2 separate regions of the Homo sapiens genome follow, and region 2 is linked to region 1. Evidence: read pairs that join two places in POLR2A ChIA-PET (ENCODE). Cell type or tissue: GM12878. All regions are shown on one strand. Links, peaks and the distances in the headings refer to the core of each region. The heading gives the core; the rest is flanking DNA.

Region 1 (8,067 bases), core at 1,568-6,567:
CTCCAGTTCAAACCTGCAGGGCCTGAGGTCCATCAGGGTACCTCTGAGGCCACTGGCTGCTCCCTGGTGACATGCCCACCCTTGTCCAGGCAACTGGAGGGGTCACATGATACACATCAGGGAAACAGGCCAAGGAAACCCCTCAGAAGTGGGCCATGCCAGGGCAGATGGGCTAATGAGGAGTTCTTCCAGATAGGAGTTAAGTACTAAAGACAAAACAATTAATATGGAATTAAAGACACAACCAGGACCTGGAACAAAGTTGCAATCACAAAGCTGTCTGTGTTTCTTGCATTTTCTCCACCTCTTCCAACCCACTGCGGGCTTCAGTTTTCCCTTCTGTTAAGACTGAGAGCATGTATTTCCCACATTCCCTTCTTCATCCATGTGCATTAGATCATCCGGCAAGATAAACAGCAGCCCTGTGACATATATCCCCATTGTCCCCATGTTACGTATGAGGAAGGTGAGTCACATGGATGAGCCAAGAATCTTCCCTAAGTGGGCCTGGCTCACGGCGCTGCTGGCCTCTCGTAAGCAGCTAGTGGCAACCTCAGCTGAGCACTCCATAAATTAAGTGCTCAATGCTCACTGCAGGCTGGAGCCTCAAGTGAGCACCACTGCCGCCGCCAGTCCCCCGTTCCAGCAATTTATTTTAATCCCCTCTTCTTTTCCTCCTGACCTTTCAACTGCCCCAGGTAACAAACTATTTACATGGAAACTACCCAACAGACAGCTAATCTTGTACTGGTCTAGAACAGGGGCAGTAAATACAGGTCATTGGTCATCTGCCCAGGGCAGATGCGGGTGGCTACTTTTTCCTACTGAGCCTTAAAACTACAGAACTTTAACATTGATCTCACTGCAAGGCTCTGAGCAGCCATTCCTTGTCTATGAAGGTTGGCACAATGGATAAAATTCACTGGCCTTGGAATCTGATTCACCCTTCTGTGGGGTTTGCCTGGGGACCTGCAGTTGATCTCAGATCAGCACTAGTTAGATGCTGCCCTCTCTCCACACCCATCCAAAGGCCTAAATAGGAGGCTCAGGTCTTCCTGACAGTAAGAGTGGTGCTTGGGTATGCAAATGGCTGGGAGGATATCCTCTTCCGAAGCCTGTGACAATCCTCCCAGGGTTGCTCTGTGACTCCCACTCCCTCGATGACCTGCTGCAGCTTCCTGCCATATGTAAATCTCTTGCCTGGCTTTCCCCGTCCCCCCTCCTTTCCACTGCCCCACTTCTCAAGCTCTTTTCCAGTAGATAATTAGTGGAGTGGCATTTATATACACACTGGATGAGAAACAGACTGGAAAAACGAAACTCCTATTTATTGTGGACCTGCTATGTGCCACACCCTCTGCAGAAACTTGTGTGACTTTTCTCTTTCTCCTTCCATTTCACAGAAGAAGAAACTGAAACTGATGAGTAATAAAACTTGTGTCACCCAGAATGGGGCCCCCTCCAGGGCCTTCCACAGGCTTAGGGGAATCCAGGTCACCTGTGTGCTTAAGAGCCACCGAGGACGAAGGCAGATTGGACATCTGGAACCACGATGGTCAGGGGCAGGCTGCAGGTTGCTATGTCTCTACTTGATGCAGGTCCTCAGGGAAGCAGGCTGTCCCACCAAAATCAGAGCTCAGAACTCAGGGTCAGGTATCTACTCCCATATGTCCATCCATCCATCCATCCATCCATCCATCCATCCATCCGTTTGTCACTCACTCATTCGTCAATGGTCCATTGGCTACTTCACATCCACTAGAAGCTATATGACACAAAAAAGAAAGCCCATTACTGGTGTTGTCAAGGATGTGGACTGATTGGGACCCTCTTCCTATGCTGGTAGTGATATAAAATGGTGCAGCAGCCACTTCAGAAAATAGTCTGGCAGTACCCCAAAAAAGTTGAACATAAAGTTTCCCTATGACCCAACAATTCTATTCCAAGATAATTGAAAGTACATGTTCACACAAAAACCTGTACTCAAACATTTATATTTGGACAGCAATATTCACAGTGACCAAAAAATAGAAACAACCCAAATGGCCATCAATTGATGAATGGATGCATAAAATGTGGTATATCCATACAGTGGAATATTACTAAGCCATAAAAAGAATGAAGAACTTAAACATGCCACGTGAATGAACCCCAAAAACATTATAAGTGAAACAAGCTAGACACAAAGGGCCAAATATTATATGATTCCATTTGTATAAAACATCCAAAATAAGCAAATCTATAGTGAAAAAAAAGTAGATTTAGTGGTTTCTAAGAGTTGGGGGTAAGAAATAGGGAGTGACTGTTAATGGGTACAGGGTTTCTATTTGGGGTGACAAAAACGTTCTGGAATTAGATAGTGGTGATAGTTTCATAACTTTGTGAATATACTAAAAACCACTGAATTATACTCTTTAAATGGGGGAATTTAATGGCACGTGACTTTTTATCTCAACAAAACAAAATCCACTGAGCACCTAGTCTGGGCCAAGCATGCTGCTGGTGCTGCAGAGATGTGAGACATGACCTTGGCCTTGGGAAGCTTGTGTCTAGTAAAAGAGACAGAGCAGTGAGACCACAATTAAAACAGTGGGATCAGTGTTGAGGAGAGGGGAGCCTAAGGGATTTGGGGAACCCCAAGGGGCTTGAGGATGGAGGGTCAGGGGAGCCCCTAGAGGCAACAATGCCATGAAGTAAAGCAGAGTCTGAAGGGGATTCGAGTCAGGGCAAGGGTGGGCTAGGGAGCTGTCGGGAAGGACATTCCAGCAACAGGGAACAGTGTGTGCAAAGGCATGGCTTACTAGAGAGCTCCTGGAGTTGGGGGGAGCTCTGAAATGCAGGCCAGGATGAGACAGGCTAGACACAGGTATTGGAAGCAGAAGTTCAAGGTTCTTCCTTCCGGCATGGGAGCTTCCCTTGTAAGCTCAGCAGGAGGACAGCCTTTCCTCCTGTTGGGGACTGTCACCTCCTCTGAGAGTACTCCCCCAGGCTTCCCTGCCCAACCCCGCCCCCACCTGGCCTCTTGGGCCCTCCCGGGAGCCCCTGGGGAACTCCTGCATTGCTCAGTCCTTCCTCCAGGGCCCTGACAGCATCACAGATCATTTCATTGATTTTCCTGCCTCTTCCCCAGGAGCTGTCTTTGCCCTTTAAACAGTTGTTGTCTACAAGAGCTTGGTCTTGGGTGAGAGAGGGCTGCCTTGAGCCTCAGACCGGTGGTGTCCCTAAGATGCTCCTCCCAGAAGCATTTGGAATCAAATGGACCTGAATCTTGGTTCTGCAGCTTTAGCTGTATGATCTTGGGAAAAATTCTTTAATCTTCCTAAGCCTCAATTTTGTCATCTGTAAAATAGGGTTGACACAGCTCACCTCACAGTGTGGTGGTGTGGAATGCATGAGATAACACATTAAAAAGGCCCTGGCAGTCAGCTGGGCATTGTTTCTTGAGCTCCAGCATGTGCCAGGTGCTGGGAGAATAGCAGTAGGCAGAGCCAGCCAGCTCGGTGCTGCTGCTCTGCTAAAGCTACAGCTACGCTCCGGCTCTGGCAAGATAGGAGCGTGCTCAAGCTGAACTGCAGGGCAGGTGCTGCGTACATCCTCTCGCTACTCCTCCCCAAGGCTTGAGGAGGTGGGGACTCTGTGATTATCCACACTTTACAGATAAGCAAACTGAAACCAAAAGTAACCTCTCCAATGCCCACAGATGAATTTAGGTGGCAGGCCTGAGACTTGTCCCTGAGTCTGCCTGACAGTGGCCTCTGCCGTTATTAATAGCTTGCCCCCCACAGCCTCCCACTCAAATTGCTGGAGGAATTACCCTTCCTCCCTTCCTCCAATTCTTCCTTCACCCACCAAGAGCCAGACCCCACCTCTGTTTCAAGAGTGAGCCGCTCAGCTTTGGCCAACCGTCCTAGCATTTCGATGCACTTGGCCTGTCCCCCTGGTTTCCACTCTGTTTTTAAGGAGGCAGCCCCTGTCCCCCAAATGCACCGCCTCCAACAGGCTCTGGGACTCATCTTGCCATCTCTATTGGCAGCAGAGTGGGGAGGGAGAGAGACAGCCAGCTTGTCTGCCATCACTCACCACTGGATCCCCAGGGCCCAGCTTGGAAAACTCACGGACGATGCTCAGAAAACCGGTGTAACTCCTGCAGAACAGCCAGGGGCGTGGGCAGCCGCCCTCTCTGTGCCTCCTGTAATGAAAATGGGTGCTAGAGGCTCTTTTCCTTTGGGAAAGGTGAATTACTGGCACAGCCACACGTCTGAGATAGTATTTCAAAAAGTAAGGAGTCACTTTTTATATTATAAAACTAACATATGCACAGATAGCAAATACAGAGAAGGGTAAAGAAAAGATAACTATTGCCCATAATTCTACCACTTTTTAATATTTTAGTATTTTTTTCTCACATTTTTTCTGTCTTTATTTTACATGTTAGGGGTTATCATTTTTCTACTGATATCATGAACATTATTTCTTATCATAAAGACTCTTTTTTTTTTTTTTTAAGAGATCAGAGTCTCACTGTTGCCTAGGCTGGAGAGTGCAATGGTGCAATCATAGCTCACTGCGGTCTCTTAATTCCTCAGCTCAAGTGATCCTCCCACCTCAGTTAGTAGCTAGGTCTACAGGTGCTTGTCACGATGCCCAGCTAAATAAATCCTTTTTTTTGAAACAGGGTCTCACTTTGTTGCCCAGGCTGGGGTGCAATGGTACAATCACAGCTCACTGCAGCATCGACCTCCTGGTCTCAAGCGATCCTCCCACCCCAGCCTCTCGAGTAGCTGGGACTGCAGGTGTTCACCACCACACTTGGCTAATTTTTGTAATTTTTGTATTTTTTGTACAGACAGGGTTTTGCCATGTTGGCAAGGCTGGTCTCAAACTCCTGGGCTCAAGCAATCCTCCCATCTTAGCCTCCCAAAATGCTAGAATTTACAGGCATGAGCTACCACACCTGGCCAAAAAATTCTTAATACACTTTTTTTTTGGCCACGTAATGGTACACTATAAAGCTGGCCTGGTGTGCCTTTCTCTATGCTGATCACTTGGGTTGTTTCTGGCTCTCGTAGAGAGCGATGCTCCAGACATCTCTGTGCACACAGTGGTCAGGCTCTGCAGAAGTTGCCAGTCGTTGCTACATTCTGCCTTTCAGGGGCACTCTGGTGGGGAAGATAACTTTTCCAAGAGCATCAAAGACCAGATATGTATGAGGTGGGGAGACTCAGAAAGCCCAGATACCACAGCTGGAAAGGCCTCAGAGACCCTTAACTGAGGAAAGGGAGGCCCGGAGGGCTTATGTGGCCTAACCAAAGATGCAGCGCTTCTTAGGGAAGGATACAAGAGGGTGGGCTTAGCTGAAGCTCTTGGCATTTAGAACTTCTTGGATCAGCATCCAGCACCCTCAGAGGCTGTACCTGGGGAGGAGGTACCTCTCTTCCTCCATTTGACCCAATTCTAAACCCCCTGTAGCAGTGACGTCTGTCTTCGTCTCATTCCAGTGCACTTTGTGAATTCTAGAGGGCTTTCCCAGAACCAAGGAAGGCTGCTCTGCCCACAGCAGGCCTTGGGAATTTAACCTCCCTGGGAGCAGCCTCAATGAGTGATGCTCTGGAACTGCTGGGTCAGTAGCCCAGCCCCTGGCCCCTTGGATGGGATCATTTGAAGCCCTGTTTTCTGCACCATTTTTCAAGTTCCCTGGTGGGGCTGAGTCTGGTTGCAAATCGTGAAAGCTGCCCTATAGTACTTTTACCAGCTGCCTCCCTTTCTCTGTCTCACTTCCTCATTCCCCTCCTGATGTCCCCTGCACTTCCCAGATACACTACTTGCCCCTGAATCTTGCCCCTTGAACCATCACACCCTGGGACTACCCCAGGTGCCACTCTGTTTGTTGTTTCTCCGCCTAGAAGGACGGGCACCCAGGAAGCAAAACGGGAGGGCAGGGAAGGGAGGGTGTTCTGGGGAGGCTTGACAAGAAACGAGGCTTTTAAAAGAAACAGCAGCAAAGTGCCAGGCCTGCACCAGCCAGCTTGAGTCACACTCCAGGGACTCAGCAAAGCTTGTCCACCTTCCTGGTCCACCCTGGGCCTGTCCATCCTGGAGTGACCACCGGGCGTTTCCAGTAAAAATCCCTTCACTTCACTTCCGTCATCTCCGAGTCAGGCAAGGTGGTGGAAACCGGGGAAGACCTCAGCTTCGGAGCTGCTGGAATTTGTGTGACTCACGCCCTCCAGTGGTCACTTGACAAATGACATAGGGCTCACGGTCTGGGGACTTGAGCTTGTTAGGGCCTCAGAACCGGGAGGGTCCCAGGAATGCCTCTTCTCAATGCCTTCCTTTGACAGCTGAGTGGAGTGAAGGCCCCACAGGACACGTGACTCGCCACGGGACATGCACACACACAAATAGAGAGTAAGAGCCACGCCCCTGTGTTTCCTTCACGTCCCACCTTTATCATTTGTGTCACATCTGCATGCACCTATACTGTTATTTGCTTAAACATTTTACCTTAAACTGGCTCTCTTTAAACCTTAAATATATTTCTAAAATAAAATTTTTATCACTTTCTGTGAGGCGGGGCACACAGTAGGAACTCCGTCTCCTCCTTCCATGGCCTTGCACAGAGCTGGCACCAGACACTGACATGGAGGGGAGAACATTCAACCCCAGGTAATCCTCAGCTCCTACCTTGATCTCAGTTTCCCACTCTCTCATTGTCACCTCTCCTTGCCCCTGGGTGTACTCACCTGTAGCAAAATGGGTAAGCACACAGTGGGCGCACAAGTGGGGTCCAGTCAAGGTCTCAGACCTGGGTCAGTCCTCAGCTTTGCCACTTACAAACTGAGTGACATTGAGCTGGTCGCTCAAACTTTCTGTGTCTCGGTTTCCTTATTGGTGAATTGGGGATAGTATTATAATAGTACCTGCCACACAACGTTGTTGGAGGATTAACTGAGATAATAAATGGAAAGCCCAGGGCCTGGCTGTATTTATGGAGCAAGCACCAGAGCAAGTGCAAGCTGGGACTCCAGGGTTGTAGCCCTGCCACCACCTGACTGTGTGGTCTTGGACAAGTCATTTGGCTTTGCTTAGCCTCAATTTCCCCATCTATAAAATGGGGCTAGTGATCATTCCCACCCCATAGGACTGTTGTGTGGATTAAATGCTTGGTATGTTTAAGTGCCTTGCTCAGTAAACGTTAGCTCTGATCAATTGTTTTTGTAGAAAAGCCTTCAAAGTTGCTAACTTCCGAGGGCTAACTGGATCTGAACCATCTTCACAGCCTGGCATAGAAACAGATCAAATCAATCCAGTGGAAAATCAATTCCAGGATAATGAGCCCAAGACATTCCCGTGCTGATTGCTGTCAGCATGGTGCCTAGGACAGCCTGGGAAGGCAGGGAGGAGGGCATTTCTCCACAGCAGCCTCGGAACCTCTATCGCCACCCTCCGGGGGGCCCACCTGTCCCCCGCCTGCCCTTCAAGGTGCTCTTTGATTTCTCCCCAGCAGAATTCACCTGCTGCATCCATCATCAGAAGAGGCCAGGAATGCGGCCTGCTGGGTGGGCAGGGCCAAGAAGAAGGCAGCCGTGCAGGCCCAGGAAGCCGTAGGAGACTTGCCAACCTCCAGGAGGGGGCCAGCCCTGGACCCTGCAGACAGGCGCTCTGGGGAGGGTACCAGAAGCTCACTGTTTGTCCCGGCTTGAAGGCTGTTTGCTGTGTGACCTTGGTGAGTCTCCTAACCTCTGTGTATCATCACAATCATTATCACTATTTTTACTCTCCTCCTCTTCCTATTTGCCGGTTAAGAGAGGATTGGGATAGTGGTCATGGTTATACAACATTGTGAATATTCTAAAAACCATTGCATTTTACACTTTAAAATAGTTAATTGGTAATTTTATGTTATGTGAAATTTATTCCAATTAAAAATTAAAAATACATACATGAATTTAATGTTACAAAGGGAGAGAGAGGACCGGGAATTTAAAAGCAGGTGTTTGTGGTGGGACGGGGACCTGTCTGAGGAAGGATACTTCAGAAGGCAAGTCCTGGCATCCACTTGCTCTT
Region 2 (8,067 bases), core at 1,920-6,919, 290 kb after region 1:
GACCCACCACACCGACATTGGGTTACCTACATCCAGACTTCTTTTATGTGTGAGAAAAATTAACTTGCTTGAGTTACTGTTATTTGAACTCTATTTTATCTAATATCCCCTCCAAACTGGTCATGTCTTGCAAGACAAGGAACTTGGTCAATAACATCAACATTCACTATCTGGAAGCCTCCAGCTGTTTATTTGCCAACTTTCCCCATTAGACTGCGAGCAACTTGATGGCAGCAACATGTCTCTCATTTTCTAAATAATTCAAACACACAAAAATGGTATCTTTCCTTTTTTTTTTTTTTTAACCTTACAGAAATGGTATCATTACTACAGATATTCTGCAACCTTTCTACCAACGTTTTTCTTAAATGTAGTCGGGCTGATTCATGTAAGTCAGATGGAACTGGTGAAAAGTACTACACTGTGTAAACCGTCATTTATTGATATATTTCCTGGCTAATAGGCTTTTAGTTTCCTTCTAGTTTTTCATCATCACCAAAAATGTTACAATGTACATCTATTTCTCCTTGAGCACTTGCATGCTAGTTTTTCCAGTACAGACAATAGAAGTAAAATTTTTGGCTATAGGGTATGTGTATCCCTAACTTCACCACATCTAGTCAAGTTCTCTTGAGAGTAGTTGTACCAATTTACACTCCCCAGGGCCCTGTGTGAGAGAGGAGGCCCCTCCCCATGCTGTATTTCTAAACTGCCAATTTCTACCTAACATGATGGTAGCAGGATCCTTTTTTTCTTTCTTAGTACCCTGAACTAGCTACAGCAGAAACACAGGAATCCCCTGAGCTACTCTCCCCAAAATGTTGTCTGGCTGCTGCCTGAGGACAGACCACCCTGCAAAAAGCAACCTAGCTGGGCAGCCAGCATTCAGAGTGGTGCACCCATTGCTTTCTATCTATGGTGTCTCCTCTTGCAAGACAGAGACTTTCCCTCATTGCAAACTTGCTGGGGGGTTGGTGGATTAGTCCTTTGCATTCACCACCCCTCAAATTATTTCATATCCAGCCTACTCACTCAAGCCCTCTCCAATACCAACCAGAAAAGGACAATGTGAAGGTGTTTGTCCCACCACAAAGCCCTCCCACTTTTCCCTGGAGCTCTCAGGCAGGCTGCTGAAAAGAACATCTCATCTCTGCTGGAAAGAAACACCTCATCTCTGGTGGTGGCTCATGAGCATCTCCTGATAAAGGAAAATCCCAGGCAGAGAGAGGGGCCAAGTTGTTTATTTCCAAACACAAGCCAGATTCCAGCTGTGACATGTATACTGGATCTGCTCACTGCAAAGGCGAGCTGGGCGGGAGGGCCACGGGGAGCGGGGGCCAAAGCTGTGTGGAGGATTGCGTGGTTGTTTAGTTTCAAGTAAGCCAGTATTCCTAGGATCAAGTTCATAGCCCCTTCTCAGTCCTGTTTTTCCTGACTCTGCCTGTCTATGGATTTTTCATGTCAACTTGCCCCAAGTGCAAAGGGTAGTTGCCTTGACCCACTTAACCCAGGGGCTCAGAGAGACACTCCACCGGGCTCAAGGCTGGGGTCTGGTATCCACCTTTCCACTCCACAACATTTATTGAAAGCTTGCTCTGGCCAGGTACCAGTGTATAAGAATGGCTGTAACAAAAACCCAGCCATTATCCAGAACTTGACCTCTGAGAACTCATGGCCTAGAAAATAAATACTTGTGATGTCATGTGAAAAGATGCAATGGTAAATATGTGCAAGAGAAAGGAAAGAACAGAGAAAGTAAACCTAACTAAGCCTGGTCTCCCTAGCAGCATGGGTGATAAGCAGACATTTTTATCATCAACATCATAATTCCAACTGCCTGCCTTTCCCATAGCCATGAGAGTGTGGATTAACAGGGCAACAGGTGGTGCTTTGGGAGCTCAGACGTCAGGAGACCTGGTTCTAACCCACCTGCCTCCATCAGAGTAGCCTTTGCAGGCCAGGCGTGGTGGCTCACACCTGCAATCCCCACGCTTTGAGAGCCTAAGGCAGGTGGATCACTTGAGCCTAGGGAGTTTGAGACCAGCCTGGGCAACACAGTGAGACCCTATCTCTACAAAAAAATTCAAAAACTAGCCAGGCGTGGTGGCTCATGTCTGTGATCCTAGCTACTCAAGAGGCTGAGGCAAGAGGCTTGCCTGAGCCCGGGAAGTCAGGGCTCCAGTGAGCTACTGCACTCCAACGTGGGCAATGGAGCTAGACCCTGTGATCCTAGCTACTCAAGAGGCTGAGGCAAGAGGCTTGCCTGAGCCCAGGAAGTCGGGGCTCCAGTGAGCTACTGCACTCCAACCTGGGCAATGGAGCTAGACCCTGTTTCAAAAAAAAAAAAAAAAAAAGGAATGGCCTTTGTCAACTCACTGTCCTCATGGGTAAACTGAAGGGTGGAACAAGCAACTCCTGAGCAGTCCTTTCAGCTTGGGTATCCTAACCAGGGGCTTTCCACCCTCCCTGTGTATCAGAATCACTTGGAGCGGGTATACATATAGAGATGCCTGGGCCAGTTCCCACCCCAGAGGTACTAAGTCAGCTGGCCCAGGGCTGTGCTCCTGATATGGATGTGTTTTAAAAGCACCCATGATTCAAACATGAGGACAGGGTTCAGAACCACGGTGCTGAACAAACTTCCTGCTGGTGACAGCCACAAGTGCTTGAGGACCGGGCCCCATTCCACAGACTGCCCAAGGCAGGAAGCGAACCCAAGGCCAAACAGCCCATAGTGCCTGCTGTCTGCTCACAGGGATACAATGATTTCAGGAAGATTCCAGTTAGGCCAACTGGCAAACAGGGAATCACACGTCTCCCGCATCCTCCAGCTACCTGCTTTCAGCCCCTTTTGGCCACTGGGACAAATGGGTAAGGGGGAAGGCAGCACCCCTCCAATCCACTGGCAGGGGGCCGCCCCACCCTCGGGAAAAGGAGGCCAGTGAGAGTTGGAGGCAGCGGGGCCTGGGAAACCTGGGCGGGCACAGCCTGGCCTCCCTGCCTGTGAGCCAGCCCCTGAGAGGCCTCGTCCGGACAAAGGGGCAGAAGAACAAAGCTCCACTGTGCCCGTTCTGCACGGAAAAGCCAGCAGAGACAAGGAGACTTCAGGGCTGGTGGCACGATTAGCATTTTATTTATTTATTTAATTTTCGTTTTATCTAACAAATGCCTTGGGGACACAACACTTATTATGCGCACCAAGCAGAGTTTCTGAGCCCTTTCTAAAGATTAAGCTTTAGAAGATTAAGCTTTCCAGAGTTAAAGTCCAGGGAGGGGAAAAAATTAATTCTCCCCCTCCACAGGCACATAAATTTACCTTTGCATTTGCTACTGTCTGGCCTATAACATACAGAAACCACTTGGATCTAGGAATGTGTCCCAAGGTGTGACTTAAATCCCTTCGGTGCCCTTTATAGAAGGCCATCTTCTGCAGGAATGGAAATTTTCTCATGGCAAGGTGGAAAGAATTTGGAAGTTAAACTCCATTTGCTACATGAACTTGGACAAGTTTCAGAAACTCTCCGAAACTCATTTTGGTGTCTGTCAAATGGGAACAGTGTAGCCTATTTCAGAGGTGTTATGGAGTGAAATGAAATAATTCATTCGGTATAAAGGGTGCAACAAAGGGCCTGACATCAGCTACAGGTTTATTCCCTTCTCCCATCTGCAAAGCACCACCTCTGCCATTTACAGAGACTCTGCTGCACTGAGTACCCATGGTCTAACAGCAGCCCTGCCAGGTTCAGTATTACTATCCCCACTCCCGGCTGGGGAAACAGTTTTACTATCCCCACTCCCAGCTGGGCTGGATGAAGAGCTCCTCCCAAAGCTCACAGCTCTCAGGTGGTGGGGCCCACATTCAAAGCCTGTGCCATGGACCAGGGACTTTCCTTTGGTCTTAGACTCTAGGTCCCTCACCACAACCCGTCCCAATTTAGAGCCTAAATAATCATACAGCTCAGTAGAGCTCCTTGCTTTTTGTTTGGTTTTAACAGTGTCAGAAATCCCCCACAAATCTGGCAGCTCTAAACACTCACATTGCAGGCCCCACAAGCAAGCACCCAAGGCTGGGCTGTGCAGAGAACGGGGACAGCTGGGGTCCCGGGACTGACAGAGTGGCACTGACTGACCATCACCACTCAGGCTGCCCATTCTTGGCATCAAACGCACCATGGCCAGGTCAGAGAAGAAACTATGCCGACATGATAGAATCACTAAATGCCGGGGGTTGAAGGGGACTCCTTTCCTCAGCTGTAACACGGGTGTGGGGAGGAGTATTGCTGAACTAAACAATCCTGGAGGGATTTCCTGTCCTCCCACCCCTGGGAGCCCTAAGGGAGCAGTTGATTCAACCTCCATGTGGCCCCACACTTGAGCCACAGGGCAGGCCCTGACCTGCAACTGGAGAGTGGGTGCCCAAGACAATTTTAACAAAACAAAACCTCATTTCTGAGGCCTCAGAATTCCTTTCTGCAGGGAACCACACCCAGGGCTTCCAGGCGCTGACCACCACAAGCCATTATTTAGGGCAGCCTCTGTTCAGGTATTACTCCTCCCACTGTCACCATTACCCACCAGCGGCCTTACAAGGCCCAGAAGTGAGTTCTGCAGCCCAGGGCATGGTGAGAGGAACCAGGGCTTCAGGATCAAGCAAGCCTGCAGCAAGCGCAGCCCTGCCACTCTTCTAGGCAATGTGACCCTAGACACATCACCCAACACCTGAGCGGTCACTTCCTCACAGCTACTGTGCTATGCAGGGCTAATGATGCACACATCCTACTCCAGGAACCAGCCAGTGCAGGCCACAACAAATGCCAGTTCCCTGGAGGGCTCTTTCCCTGTCTTTTTCCCACCACGGCACAATGGAGGGATATGGAACATTTCCAGCACTATGAAGGCTATGCCTTTGGTGGAGAGGGAGGAGGGTCTAGGGAGTGTCCACCATTTATCCTCTCCTTTGAGCATCGCAGCCTTAAGCTTTCCCGACTCCTGCCAACACAGTGCTTGCTCCTACGTCCACTTTCCCACAGAACTTGTCAGCACAGAACATCAATTATCAACATAGATGTCCACCGACCCAGATTGCAAGAGCCTGGCAAGGTCAGGCTCTGAGCTCCCCGACACAGTGCCTTGTAGAGAGGGGGCACTCAGATGATGAATGGGCACTGGGTGGGCAGGCAGACAGCAAACACCAGAGTTAACAGAAACCAATTCTATGCTTTTCAGGGGGTGAGCTACACTTTCCAAAAGAAAGGACGGAAAGAAAACTATAGGATGCTTTCGAAATACATACCTTCTGCCTTTTTCTTTAAGAATATTAAGGTTCGCCAAATTTCACAAGTGCAGCTACTCCACCCAGTATTAAGTGGATTGAGAAATGAAAAGGTGTAGCTATTGCTTCTTTACTGCTAAGCTAATCCATCCAAGCTGTTTCACACCTCTGGGGCCTTGTTTACAGGCTCTCTCCACCTAGAATGCCCTGCTCCCTACAAAGCCTTTGCCAGCTCCCCCCTTGCCAACTCCCTCCTTCAGACTCCTTTTGGGGACAGGATAGATTTCAATGAGAGCATCTCTAACAGCCTACTGCATGAATTGGTTTTTTAAGTCTTCACTCACTGAGACAGATGCTGTCTGAAACTAGAAGGTCCTCTTATTTATTTCTGTATCAAGAGCATCTGGCCTCATGTGGTGGCATACAGCAGGTCCTCAATAATGACCAAATGAATAAATAGCTTGAATCGTGTTACTGCTTTAGCTTACAATCATTCTTCCTCCATTCTTGCCTATATCTGAAATCATCCCAAGTCCCCAAATCTTCCACTTACAATCCAAGCTTACAACCCCCACAATTACATAACATAGGGACCCAACTGCAATGCACTCCATCCCTCAGTTAGAAAAAAGCAAGTCTTACAATACAGAAGTGGGCCAAGGGTGGATTCTCTGAGCTCACCCAGGAAAACCAATCTACCTTCAATCCTCAGTGGTCTCTTCCAACTCCAGGTTGAAATCCATTTGATGAAATGCTACACAGGAGCGGTACTCAATAACACTCATAGTTTATCGTCCAATGAAAATGAAAGAATTATTATCAGCTAGGTGCAGTGGCCGAAGCCTGTAATCCCATCATTTTGGGAGGCCAAGGTGGGCGGATTGCTTGAGCTCAGAATCAGGAGTTCGAGACCAGCCTGGGCAACATGGCAAAACCCCATCTCTACTAAAAGTATAAAATTAGCCAGGCATGGTGGTGTGCACTTGAGCCCAGGGGGTGGATGTTGCAGTGAGCCGAGATCACGCCACTGCACTCCAGCCTGGGCCATAGAGTGAGTGAGACTCTGGCTCAAAAAAAAATAAAAATAAAATAAAAAGAAAAAGAGTTATTAAAGACCTGGAATCAATAGAAACAAGTGTCTGGGTTAAGATAAGGGGTTGTGGAGCACAAGGTTCTTATTATGTAGATGAAGTCTCATAGGTAGCCACCCTTAAAGGCAATAGACGACAAATGTTTCCCATTCAGACCTTTAAAAGGTGCTAGGATCTCAGTTAATCTTTTCAGGATCAGAAAATTACCTAGAAAGGGAAGGGGATTCTCTACAGAATGTAAATTTCTCCCACAAGAGACAGCTTTGCAGGGCCATTTCAAAATATATCAAAGAAATCTATTTTAGGATAAAATACTTTTGTTTTTGTTTCTTTCTTTCAGGGCCTGCTATCTGTCATGTGATGTTAAGATGTTATACTAGAGTCAGGTTGGAATTTGGTATCTCATTGCCACAAAGGGTCTCTTTTGTATTAAGATCTCTGTTTTAATGTTTAGACTAGTCATTATGTCTCACGAAAATGTATAAAACCAAGCTGTAACCCAACCACCTTGGGCACATGTTCTCAGGACCTCCTGAAGCTGTCATGGGTCATGGTCTTCACATTTGGCTCAGAATGTATCTCTTTAAATATTAAAAAAGAAAGAAAATAAAAAATGAAAGCAGGCTATAGAGCAAAAAGTACAGGATGATCTCAGCTTCGAAAAGTTCTCTCTATATATACATTTTTAAGAGTGTTTCAATTTTCTTTCATGCTTTTCAAAGTTTCTACAAGGAACATATATTACTCTTGTAATCAGATATGAAAATGATGGAAGGAAGAAAGGATGAAAGGGGGAGGAGGAGGAGGGGGAGGGAGACTCTACTCTGCACTATCACAGAAAGGGAGCGAGGACAAAGGCACATGAAGACGTCTGTTCCAACAATGGATTGATCTCTCTCATCAGGTAAATATGGCTCACATTGGCCTCTGTCCAAACACCCTCCCAGGGTGGCCCAATCCCACATCAGTGTTAATCTGTGATTAACACACCCCATCTGTGATAATGATGATAATATTAATGATAATAGCTTTTTTGAGCATTTACTACATGCTAGGCACTATTCCATTTAACTCATCCTCATTTCTTACAATGACCATAAGGCAATCATTACGATTGCTCTTTCACAGATGAGAAAACAGACAGAGATCAGGTAACTAGCCCAACGTCACACAACTACCTTTTCTCGATTTTCTCCTTTGGCAACTTCCTGGATGTGATAGGTCTCTTAGTTAGATAAAACCAGGTTTTCTAGAGGTTGTGCTTATAAAATGGGGGCTGCATTCACAAAGACAGATGAGGTAAGGAGGAAGCTATGTTGAATGGTGATGAGAAAATTAGCATTAAGTCAGCCATGGAGAGCCAATTGTTAAATAGTGCCTTGACTGGAGAAGATTTCAAACTCCTTCCCTTAACAAAAAAAAAGGCAAATTCTTTTATCTGATAGGCCAGAAGAGATCAGAGCTGATAAAACAGACTAAGCCTGCTCATGAAAGCCCTACCTAACCTAGAGGAGAGTCTATGGTTTCCCCCAGAGCCTCCTTCCTCAATCCACATTTCTACCATGTTGGGTTCTCTGGTTTCTCCCATCCATAGATTATAGTAAAGCAGAACATTTTTAAGGTGAAAAGAACCAGGTTTCTAGAGGTAAATGCACAGAGGCCACAAGACCTGGCAGCAATAATGGAATAAATGAAAAAAAAAAA

Evidence for each region. Peaks named below come from ENCODE experiments on the same cell type or tissue, not always from the same donor. Only the 100,000 strongest peaks of a DNase experiment are listed, where the experiment ranks them.
Region 2: POLR2A ChIA-PET joins it to region 1 with 5 read pairs; 1 of 35 experiments calls an interaction of 5 or more read pairs at or near these places.

Annotation. Positions count from the first base shown.
Region 1 is chr17:27,803,782-27,811,848 of GRCh38, reverse strand. No RefSeq gene overlaps it. Among named protein-coding and RNA genes, the nearest start is that of NOS2, 7.3 kb to the right of the region's middle. RefSeq lists enhancers at 992-3,037, 3,651-3,770, 5,516-5,535, 5,452-5,691, 5,722-5,781 and 4 more, a silencer at 2,953-3,115, a cis regulatory region at 7,823-7,962 and promoters at 1-8,067, 3,032-8,067. In GM12878, for the core only: a CTCF peak has its summit at 6,213 (motif pointing left); DNase peaks (open chromatin) are centred at 3,088, 3,598, 5,858 and 6,208; H3K4me3 peaks cover 1,119 bases; H3K27ac peaks cover 4,233 bases.
Region 2 is chr17:27,515,622-27,523,688 of GRCh38, reverse strand. All of the region lies in intron 1 of KSR1 (kinase suppressor of ras 1), which reads right to left. Among named protein-coding and RNA genes, the nearest start is that of KSR1, 63 kb to the right of the region's middle. RefSeq lists enhancers at 3,541-4,177, 4,157-4,306. In GM12878, for the core only: no CTCF peak of the experiment used is centred there; a DNase peak (open chromatin) is centred at 3,918; H3K4me3 peaks cover 416 bases; H3K27ac peaks cover 2,253 bases.